2 separate regions of the Homo sapiens genome follow, and region 2 is linked to region 1. Evidence: read pairs that join two places in POLR2A ChIA-PET (ENCODE). Cell type or tissue: HepG2. All regions are shown on one strand. Links, peaks and the distances in the headings refer to the core of each region. The heading gives the core; the rest is flanking DNA. Region 1 has its middle 47 kb from the start of KIF13A. Region 2 overlaps KIF13A (kinesin family member 13A).

Evidence for each region. ChIA-PET counts read pairs that join two places held together with the same protein. Peaks named below come from ENCODE experiments on the same cell type or tissue, not always from the same donor. Only the 100,000 strongest peaks of a DNase experiment are listed, where the experiment ranks them.
Region 2: POLR2A ChIA-PET joins it to region 1 with 7 read pairs; 3 of 35 experiments call an interaction of 5 or more read pairs at or near these places.

The regions. Positions count from the first base shown.
Region 1 is chr6:18,031,892-18,037,278 of GRCh38, forward strand. No RefSeq gene overlaps it. Among named protein-coding and RNA genes, the nearest start is that of KIF13A, 47 kb to the left of the region's middle. In HepG2, for the core only: no CTCF peak of the experiment used is centred there; a DNase peak (open chromatin) is centred at 3,060.
Region 2 is chr6:17,825,862-17,831,248 of GRCh38, forward strand. It overlaps KIF13A (kinesin family member 13A), which reads right to left. Exons shown (of 39, transcript NM_022113.6): 13 at 5,240-5,374; 14 at 2,379-2,509; 15 at 177-263; 16 at 1-73. Among named protein-coding and RNA genes, the nearest start is that of NUP153-AS1, 120 kb to the left of the region's middle. In HepG2, for the core only: no CTCF peak of the experiment used is centred there; no DNase peak of the experiment used is centred there.

The DNA.
Region 1 (5,387 bases), core at 150-5,149:
TCTGCATATATACCCATAAATAAGTGTATATGTGCATAAAAAGATTTGTTTGTGAATGTTTTTAGCAGCCTTATTCATAATAGCCCCAAGGTGGAAACAACCAAAGTGTCCATCAATAGGAAAGTGGATAAACAAATTGTGGTATAATAATACAATGAAATACTACTCAGCAGAGAAAAGGAACAAATTGATACAGGCAACAGCATGGAAGGTGTTCAAAAACATTAGTTTGAATGAAAGAAGTCAGATACCATTAAAAATATATACTGTATGATCCCATTTATATAAAATTTAAGAACAAAAAACTATTGCTTTAAAAGTCAGAATGCAGGTGGGTGAGTATTAACTGGAGGCAGAAAGGGAGTTTTGGGGGTAATGAAAATGCTGTATCTTTATGTAGAAGATGATTATATAGAGGTGTATATATACAAACATTTTTTAATGTCAAAATTCATTTTAAGATATATGCATTTTACTATAAATTATACTTCAATACATAAATTATACTTCAATAAAGTAGTGATAAATGAATAAATAATCATAACGTAAAAATTGAAAGTCTGAAAACAATTGCTGATAATCCAGTCATCAATTAACACTCCCCCAGTCTTATTTCAGTGTATATTTATGTGGATAAAATATTATCACACATATATATTTTATTTTGCTTTTCCCCCTTATAACACTTTCTCATGACATTAAAAACTTCTTAGCCAGGTGTGGTGGTGCATGCCTGTAGTCCCAGCTGCTCAGGAGGCTGAGGCAGCAGATCACTTGAGCCCTGGAGTTTGAGACCAGCGTGGGCAACAAAGTGAGACCCTGTATCTACAAAAAGAAAAAAATAGCCAGGCAGACATGGTGGCACATGCCTGTAGTCCCAACTACTTGGGAGGCTAAGGTGGGAGGATCACTTGGACCGGGGAGTTTGAGGCTGCAGTGAGCTGTGATTGTGCCACTGTACTCCAGCCTGGCAACAGTCAGGCCCTATCTTAAAAAAAAAAAAAAAAGTTGGGGGGAGTGGAGCAGCAAAAACTAAAAACTAACATCTTGAATCTCTGCCTAGTGGCATAGTGCCCTGGCATCCTGATGTGGAGGTGCATGTAGTTCCAGACTGACTTATTATTAATAAATGTGAATGGACATTCTCCTCTGCAGAACTCTGGAGGCAGTACAAGACAGAAGACAGACTGAGATGAGGATAGCATCGTTCCTGCTTTTATAAATGGATTGTTGAGGGAGTAGGGAAGAACTAAGGAAAGCTTCACAGAAGAGATGTTTTCACTGGTCTAAAGGAAGAGTAGGGTTTGCTAGGCAGAGGGGAACCACAGGGAATAAGCAAAGGCGTGGAAGCACAGTGTTACAAGGTGCTGGGATCATGGAAGTGTGTAAGCATTACAGTGACATTATAATATTTGTGCTTAAAATTCTTCTCTGGAAGTGTTCTGGGCCAAGGAGGATGGATTGTATGTGGAAATATTGAGAGATATTAGGGACAGGTAGAAAAAATAAGGGACTCCTGATAATAGACAGGATTAATGGAATTGGGGTGGAGGAAATGTATTTGGGAGGTATTTGGGGACAATTGGGCCCTGAAGGTGAAAGGGAGAAATTTTATTCAGTAACAACTTCTGCTGAATTTACAATCCTGGCTATGCCATTGACTTAATTGTATGACTTTTGACAAGTCTCTTAACCTATTACGACTTCAGTTTCTAACCTGTAAAATAAATAAACTGGACTAGATTAGGACTAGATTCATGGTGTCACCTTCTCCTATATCAAAGGCAGATGTTGATGTTGAACATGGTCTTTTTCCTTGCCGAGCTGGGACAGGACTCCAGGCAGCCACCACCAATGATTGGAAGAGTTGAAATCTATATGCTTGCCCTGGACACAATAATCTCCAAGGTTATTCCCAGTTCTAAAAGTATTTTTATAAATTACATAATAATGGGCAGGTGCAGTGGCCCACACCTGTAAGCCCAGCATTTTGGGAGGTCAAGGGGGGCGAATTGCTTGAGCTCACGAATTAGAGACCAACCTGGGCAACATGGCAAAACCCTGTTTCTACAAAAAATACAAAAATTAGCCGGGCATGGTGGTGCACACCTGTAGTCCCAGATACCCAGGAGACTGAGGTAGGAGGAGGATTGCTTGAGCCTGGGAGGTGGAGATTGCACCACTGATGCCTGTAATCCCAGCTACTCAGGAGGCTGAGGTAGGAGAATCACTTGAACCCGGGAGGCGGAGGTTGTGGTGAGCCAAGATCGCCCCATTGCACTCCAGCCTGGGCAACAAGAGCGAAACTCCATCTCAAAAAAAAAAAAAAAAAAAAAAAAGATTGCACCACTGCACTCCAGCCTGGGGTATAGAGCCAGACCTTGTCTCAAAAAAAAAAAAAAAAAAAAAATTAAATAATAAATTACACATTCTTCAAATGGGAAGTGGAATTAGAAAAACTATATTAAATTAGGACCTGTAAGTAGTACTATAATGTGAACTTATTCCTTATTCTTTATTTGGGGGATTTGATTTTAATGAAAGGAATTTCTCATAGACTGTAAATAGTAATCAATACTAAATGATGAAAATGACAGTTGATTCCCTGTAATTAAGATAACTCCTTAGTTCCTATCATTTTCACAACCATATTCTCAGATGAGTTTATCATCTAAAAATATACATGAAGAAATAAAAATACAAGCCTTCTCTTGAACTCATTTTATTTGTTTGCTTAGTTATTTACTTATTTTTGGTAAGACAACATACATTTAACTATGTATTAATCCTGAGTACAAGTAAAAATTGCTTACAATATTTTTAAAGGAAGAAGTGAGAAGTTTCTGAAACCTAAGTGAAAAGATTTTTCTTTCTTCAAATAGGAGCAGATCTCTGTTTTTTTTTTTTTGTTTTAACATTTAAATAATGCGTTCAGCATTGACTACCAATAGCTTGATGTGAAGAATTTGCTGATTTCCCTGGTGTAAATGCTGCCACCACCATGGCTCATTGCCAGCTGCAACATGACGTCATTGAGCACAAAGTACAAACCCCGCTCTCTGGAGCTGGAACTAGCCAGCTCCCGCAAAGCAGCAGTGGTTTGGGTTCTTCTACTTTCTCTCTGCTATTTGCTTTGCTTAGGCCAATACTGTTGGCCAGTGAGCTGTATCCCGCCTGAAGAAGTATTTTGTCTGACTGCCACATTATTTTTGTTTTAAATTTAGATATAAATGTTTTCAAATAGAATGTGCTGTTTCCAGGTCAGGTGCAGTGGCTCATGCCTGTAATCCCAGCATTTTGGGAGGCCGAGGTGGGTGGGTCACCTGAGGTCAGGAGTTCGAGACTAGCCTGGCCCACATGGTGAAACCCTGTCTCTACTAAAAATACAAAAATTAGCCAGGCATGGTGGCCGGCGCCTGTAATCTCAGCTACTAGGGAGGCTGAGGCAGGAGAACTGCTTGAACCCGGGAGGAGGAGATTGCAGTGAGCCGAGACTGTGCCATTGTTCTCCAGGCTGGGCAACGGGAGTGAAACTGTTTCAAAAAACAAAAACAAAACAAAAAAAAAAAACGTGCTGTTTCCCCCAGCCACAGACTCTGCCACTTACCATGTCCCACACCAAGCCCACGTGGTTCCTGGGGCATTTGTTTGTGACTCCTGGTTTATACCATTGTCATCCCATCTGTCCTGCTGCTCCTCCCCTGCCACCACCCACAGACGCTGTCCCTGTCCTCACCACTCTCCGTGGAGAACACTGGTACGTTCTGTCGTCTCTTAAGAGCTTTTGTAGTTGACTCTGAATCCTAAGGCCTTAGTGAATGTCGAGTACATACCAGGTACTCGATAAATCTCAAGTAATATGTGAATGAACAAATAAACGTTTACTTATTTCATGAGCGGACTTTGTGTACAAAGCACTATGTCAAGGCTAAGTACTTTATAAGAAATGATTCCTTTGAAATGTGAACATCCTCCAAGATATTTAAAAATTAAACAATAGTCAAATAAAAATGTTATGTGTTAGACAAAACCCACTTTTGCCTAAGGGCATCTATCTAGTGTTATCATTTCACCCACATTAAATAAAGATAGCCCATGTTTTGGAAATAGTGACAGGTCCTGATGTCTAATAATCAAACTTGTAAGTAATATTGTGCAATTAATAACAATCACGTTATATTGCTATAGTATTTTGTAAATTTTGTAGTTCTAATTTTTTTCCACCTTTAAATTTATTTATTTTTATTTATTTTTTTGAGACAGGGTACTCACTCTGTTGCCCAGGCTGGAGTGCAGTGGCGTGATCTCAGCTCACTGCAACCTCCACCTGCTGGGTTCAAGCGATTCTCCTGCTTCAGCCTCCTGAGTAGCTGGAATTACAGGTGTGTGCCACCATGCCCGGCTAAATTTTTGTATTTTTTTTTTTTAGTAGAGATGGCGTTTCACCATGTTGGCCTGGCTGCTTTCAAACTCTCACTTTTAAAACTATTGAACTACTATCATGAGCCAGGCATTATGTTAAATTCACCATCCTTTTAAGATAAAAACTCTCAACAAACTAGAAGCAGAAGAGAATTTCCTCAACCTAATAAAGCCTATCTATTAAAAAAAAACCCACAGCTAACCTCAGACTTAATGATGAAAGACTGAATGGTTTCCCTCTAAGATTAAGAACAAGACAAGGACGTTCTCTCTTACCACCTTTAAAAAAAATTAAATGCTGGATATACAGTAGTAAAGAAAATATAAGATGAGTATATAAGGAAAGTAATAGACTCTTTTCCTTACTTTGTGCTCAGTGACACAAATTGGCAGCTTGAAATCAGCCATGGTGGTGGCAGTATTTACACCATGGAAATTGGCAAATGCTACAAATTAGGCTATTGGCAGGTATATATATGGAAGGTAAGATAAGGAAGGTAATATGTACACACTCCAAGTTAGAAAGGCAGCTTACTACACTTGAGCTCCGCAGGGTGGGAAAGAGCCAGTCGGACAAAACCTAGGGGAAGAGGCCTTCCCAGCAGAGGAAACCAGTACTTGTGATAGCCTTGAGCTGGCAAAGGGACTGGTGCATTCAGGAGCTGATAAAAGACCAGTGTGGCTGCAGCAGACTGACGGGTGAGAGAGGGCGAGTGGAGTTTGGAGTGTAGAAAGGGTTCTTCACATGGGACCTAACAGGCTAAGATGAGGAGTTTGGGTTCTATTCAAAATGCAGTGGGAAAAAGATCAACAAAATTGACAATTAGCTAGACTGACCAAGAATAAAAGAAGAATCAAATTCTACAATCAGAAACGAGAGGGGATATCACTACCAAACTTACAGAAGTAGAAAGGATTATAAGGGAATACTATTAGCAATTGTATGTCAACAAATTAGATAACCT
Region 2 (5,387 bases), core at 116-5,115, 210 kb before region 1:
ATGCTCTGGCGGGCCCGTTTCTTTTTCAAAGTCTTTCAACCAATCTCGACGTTTCCTCTTAGGTAAGTTTATTCTGTGGGGTTTTTCACCATTAGAGAAAATCAACTTGTTTTACACTTAAATAGATAACAGAAAAAATGTATACGAAAATATATTACAGAACACAAAGATGTTACCTAAAAAAGTGATTATTTCCCCATAGGATTCGGTCACCATGCCACAGCTGGGTGGTACTGCACACAAGGGTGCCGTTCACACAGGACCTGGGAGAACACGAGGGAAAATACCAGGTAAATGGGAAGGAGCACAAGACCTTGTCCTGGTAGCCAAAGAGATAACTAGGGGAGCTTTCTCTTAATAAATGCATTCCAACTAACGCTTAAAGAAGGAAGAGCAGAATGTGTAACCACTATGAAAACACACAATCTAAGCCATGAGGACCAAGGGCTGCCAACACCCCTCAGAGAATGACAACCTAACATGATGCACTCCTGATGGAGACAGAAAGCACCACCCATGGCTATTCTTGTCAAAATTTGAGCTGAACCTGATCAAGCTTCCACATTTAAATGCCAATTTAGGAAATACAGAGAACAATGGAGGATGTGAAATGATGCCATGGGATGCAGTGAGCAAAATCCTGACTGTGGGAACCTCTAGGATCAACAATGAGGTGACTTCAACAAATAAAATGCAAGGAAGAAGAGAGAGAGGCAGAGAGAGACAGGGATAAACAGACACACACACACACAGAAGAGAGGAAGAGGAAACCCATTTGTTAAAAGAGATCTAAGAGGAATACTATAAAACAATGGTAGGATCTTATCTGGATCCTAATTTCAAGAAACAACTGAAAAAGAAAACTGATGAGACAACTGGGGAAATCTGAACACTGACTGGCTATATGAAGATTAGTAACGAATTATTATTAATTATTTTAGGTATGATGATATTGAAACTATATTTAAGAATCTTCATCTTTTAGAGAGACATAGTGAGATATTTATAGATACAATGTTATAAAATCTGGAATCTACTTTAAAATAATTTTTTTTTCTGGGCATGGTGGTGGGCGCCTGTAATCCCAGCTACTTGGGAGGCGAGGCAGGAGGTTTGCTTGAACCTGGAAGGCAGAGGTTGCAGTGAGCCGAGATCTTGCCACTGTACTCCAGCCCGGGCAACAGAGTGAGACTCTGTCTCAAAATAAATTAAAAAAAAAATAAATAAATAAAATAATTTTTTTTCTTTTTGAGACATGGTCTTACTCTGGTTGTCCAGGCTGGAGTGCAATGGAGCAACTACGACTCACTACAGCCTCAACCTCGTGGGCTCAAGTGATCCTCCCACCTCAGCCTCCCGAGTAGCAGAGACTACAGGTGTGCACCACTATACCAGCTCATTTTTCGTATTTTTTTGTAGAGTAGGGGGTTTCGCCATGTTGCTCAGGCTGGTCTTGAACTCCTGGACTCAGGCAATATGCCCCCCTTGGCCTCCCAAAGTGCTGGGATTACAGGTGTGAGCCACTGTTCCTGGCCTGCTTTAGGAAGGAGGAGGAGATATGGAAGGCATATAAATAACAAAACTGTCTATGAGATGCTCATTTTTAAAACTGGAGGATGGGTCCATGGGGTTTCATTATATTATTCTCTCTACATTTTTTTTTTTTTTTGAGACAGGGTCTCGCTCTGTAACCTAGGCTAGGCTACAGTGCAGTGCTATGACCATGGCTCACTGTAGCCTCGACCTCTTGAGCTTCAGTGATCCTCCCACCTCAGCCTTGTAAGTAGCTGGGACTAGAGGAATTGAACACCATGCCCGGCTAATTTTCTTATTTATTTTCTGTAGCAACGGTGTCTCACTATACTGCCCAGGTTAGTCTTGAACTCCTGGGCTCAAGCAATACTCCTGCCTCAGCCTCCTAAAGTGCTGGGATTACAGGTGTGAGCCACCCCGCCTAGCCAATTTTCTGGTATTTAAAAACAAAACAAAACACTGGAGGTGGACAAGATAACTAAATAGTTAATTGAAGGTTAATTTGCCAAAGGACTGTCAGGTAAAGTTTGAAGAAAGAAAAGAAATGTCACTTTGAGTTTTCATTTTCCAATAAGTTACTCTTTTCACTTACTCTCATAATTGGACTCCTGATCTTTACAGGGTTCTAAAGCTCAGAGTTATGGATTAAGTGGAACTAGAACTCGCATACAAAAATAGTCACTCCTTCACAGTAATCACTCTCTACAATCAGAAAGCAAGGGCCCCCTGAGGACCCCCATGTATCCTTAACTTTAATATAGCTGAAAGCAAACAGAAAGAGGCAGCCTTCTCCTTCTGAAAATAAGGCACACAAGACACGTGAAGTCACCATTTACTTTTCTTACCTTGCATTTTCTTTTGGAGTGAGAGTGACGTCTCCATCAGATGCAATGTCAATCTCACAGTGCTGAGGCTGAATTCCTATGCCAAAAAGCTGGATATCTTGAGAGGTATCTGCACCCACCCTGGTGTGATCCTAGTAAAAGATTATTAAGGAAAGAAAAACCCACATTTATGAGTAACTCAGCAAAAATGTATCACAATCAATTTGAATAACGCAGCAGCATATGCACAAAAATATTAAACGAATCCTGCCAGAGATGTTAAATATCTTAAGCATTAAAAGTAAAACGCTTACCCTTAATACACCAAATTAAAAAAAAATGTTTAAACACTACCAAAAAAAATCCCCAATCAACAATGATTAGTTATTGTTTTTAACACAGGAAATTGGACTTGACAGTAGAATACTTTGAGTTTCAATTGTGACTTGACCACGGGGAAGCCATTTCACTCTCTGAGCCTCAGTTTCTTTGTTGGCAAAACCAGAATAATATTATCTATTTCACCTATTTAGATTTCTTTTAGGATCATCTGAGTTAACAGTGAAAGTGTTTTGAAAACAGTTACATAAATTTAAGAACCATTAAAAAGCAGTTTCATTGACAGTAATATTTTAAAATATTCAACTTTGAAAATGCTAAAAATTTTGAATTTCTAATACTGATATTACATACAGTATTAATGCCTGTGGGTCATACCATGTACAAACGTGTGATTTTTTTTTTTTTGACATGGTGTCTCACTCTGTCACCCAGGCTGGAGTGCAGTGGTGCAATCTCAGCTCATTGCAACCTCTGCCTCCTGGGTTCAAGCCATTCTCTTGCCTCAGCCTCCTGAGTAGTTGGGATTACAGGTATGCGCCACCACGTCTGGCTAATTTTTATTTTTAGTACAGATGGGGGTTTCACCATGTTCGCCAGCCTGGTCTTGAACTCCTGGCCTCAAGTGATCCGCCCGCCTTGGTCTCCCAAAGTTCTGGGATTACTGGCGTGAGACTGAGAACATTTTAAACTACAAACATAAACATACAACCCTTAGCCCTCAGGGCTATAATATCATTACATGTCTCATAGACTCCGGAAAACTCCACCAATACATGCGTGATAAAATGAGAGAGCAGAGCCAAACAACATGTTCGTGTTTATATTAAAGTAGTTTTGACCTCACAGGCCTCATGAAAGGTTCTCAGAGACCCCAGATCACACTTTTAGAACTGCTTGCTTACACTGCAAAGTGAGAAATAGGACATCTGATTGACACTGATAGCGTCCAATACAGTAAACACACTGCACCTGGCCTCATGTGATTTTAAGTACCTGAACCTCAGACATACGAGGACTGTGACTATTGGTGATTCAGCCACTGCTTATCCCATTTTTTTCTATTGCTCTTAAAATAGTTTAATAACTATAATAATACCTCCCTATTTGACAGAGAAAGTATAAGGATTGGTCTTTCAAAATCAGGATTTCAGAGACAATTCCTTACCCCTACTCATTGCCTAAATGAACAGATCTTAAGTTTGTTGGGGGACTCTCAATAACTCAGGGGCTATTTGTACCAAATTTACACCTCTAGGAAAAGTAGAAGGTGAGGCTCCTTGCTTCAATTTTGGCTTATTCTCCATTGCATTTTATGTATTTACTAGGCAGATCAGAATCCTTAACAAGGTGTCTCACTGTTCTCAAGCAGGCAATACCTTCGCATTTAGAGATTCAGGTGTGTGGACAGCATATGTAAGCTGCCTTCAAGGCCCCAGGTCCCCAATCCTTGAAAGTTCGTTTCTGTAACTCAGAAAGTGTGTGTATGTGTGAGATTAAAAATGCCCTGATGGTTGGCTGAATGCCTTATGTCAGTCACAGTGTCCTAAATCAATGTCAATCAGATATCTTATTTCTCACTTTGCAGAGTAAGCAAGCAGTTCTAAAAGTGTGATCTGAGAACCCCCGGGGTCTCTGAGAACCTTTCAGGAGGCCTATGAAGTCAAAACTACTTCAATAGAAACATGAACATGTTGTTTGCCTTTGCTCTCTCATTTTATCATGTGTGTGTGTATTGGTGGAATTTTCCAGAGTCTATGAGACATGTAATGATGTTATAGCCCTGAGGGCTAAGGGTTGTACGTTTATGTTTGTAGTTTAAAATGTTCTCAGTCTTAGGGTCCAATACAGTAAACACGGATATAACCCAGACACATGAAAGTTCTTTGGAGTCCTTGATACTTTTTTTAAGAGTGTAAATGGGTTCTGAAGTCAGAAAATTTGAGAAATGCTACAGTAAGCTATCCAACGTGGCATGTCCTGCGACCACAGTGGCAACAGGGCGGCCCCATCCCACCTCTACACCTGAAGGGTGATTATGGGACCAAAAGTTATTTCCTGAGGATGTGGGTTTACAAGGGATAGACCTAGAAGAACATTGTTGTCTATTTAATCTAGGACGAGGGTCTCCTTTAGGCTTGTGTTGATCTTGAGATCTCCTTGGAATTACTCAGAAGCATAACTAAGAACCTCCAGAGCTTCTCAGGAGCTTTGTGGAAGAACACAGATATTCCCAGAATCCTCACCATCTCACACCTAGAGCCTTCTCATAAAGCTAGGCATCACCTCGACACCTACTGTTGCCCACTTATGCCACTCTGAAGCCTGGACTCACAGGAGATCAGCCCCAACTGCACAGCCCCAGATGATACAAAATAGCTGTTTTTCCTTCTCAGTGGTGATCGGAGGGCACTATCCATCTTAGTTTTACTGAGGGCTAAGCTGGATACAAAAAGCAACATCACAGAGACAGGCACCCAGATTCAACTACGAACTGTATAGGAATGAATCTTGATTGCATATGTATTTATATGTTCTCCTACCTTTAAATAATAAACCAGAAGTTCGTTAAGAGCAGGGTCTGCATTCAGATTGACTAAGTAGCATTTGTCATCCCCCACCTTGATACCGGACATCTCCAGGGAAATCCCCATGCTTTCAAGTTGTCGTTGTCTTTCCTGTGCACAAAAA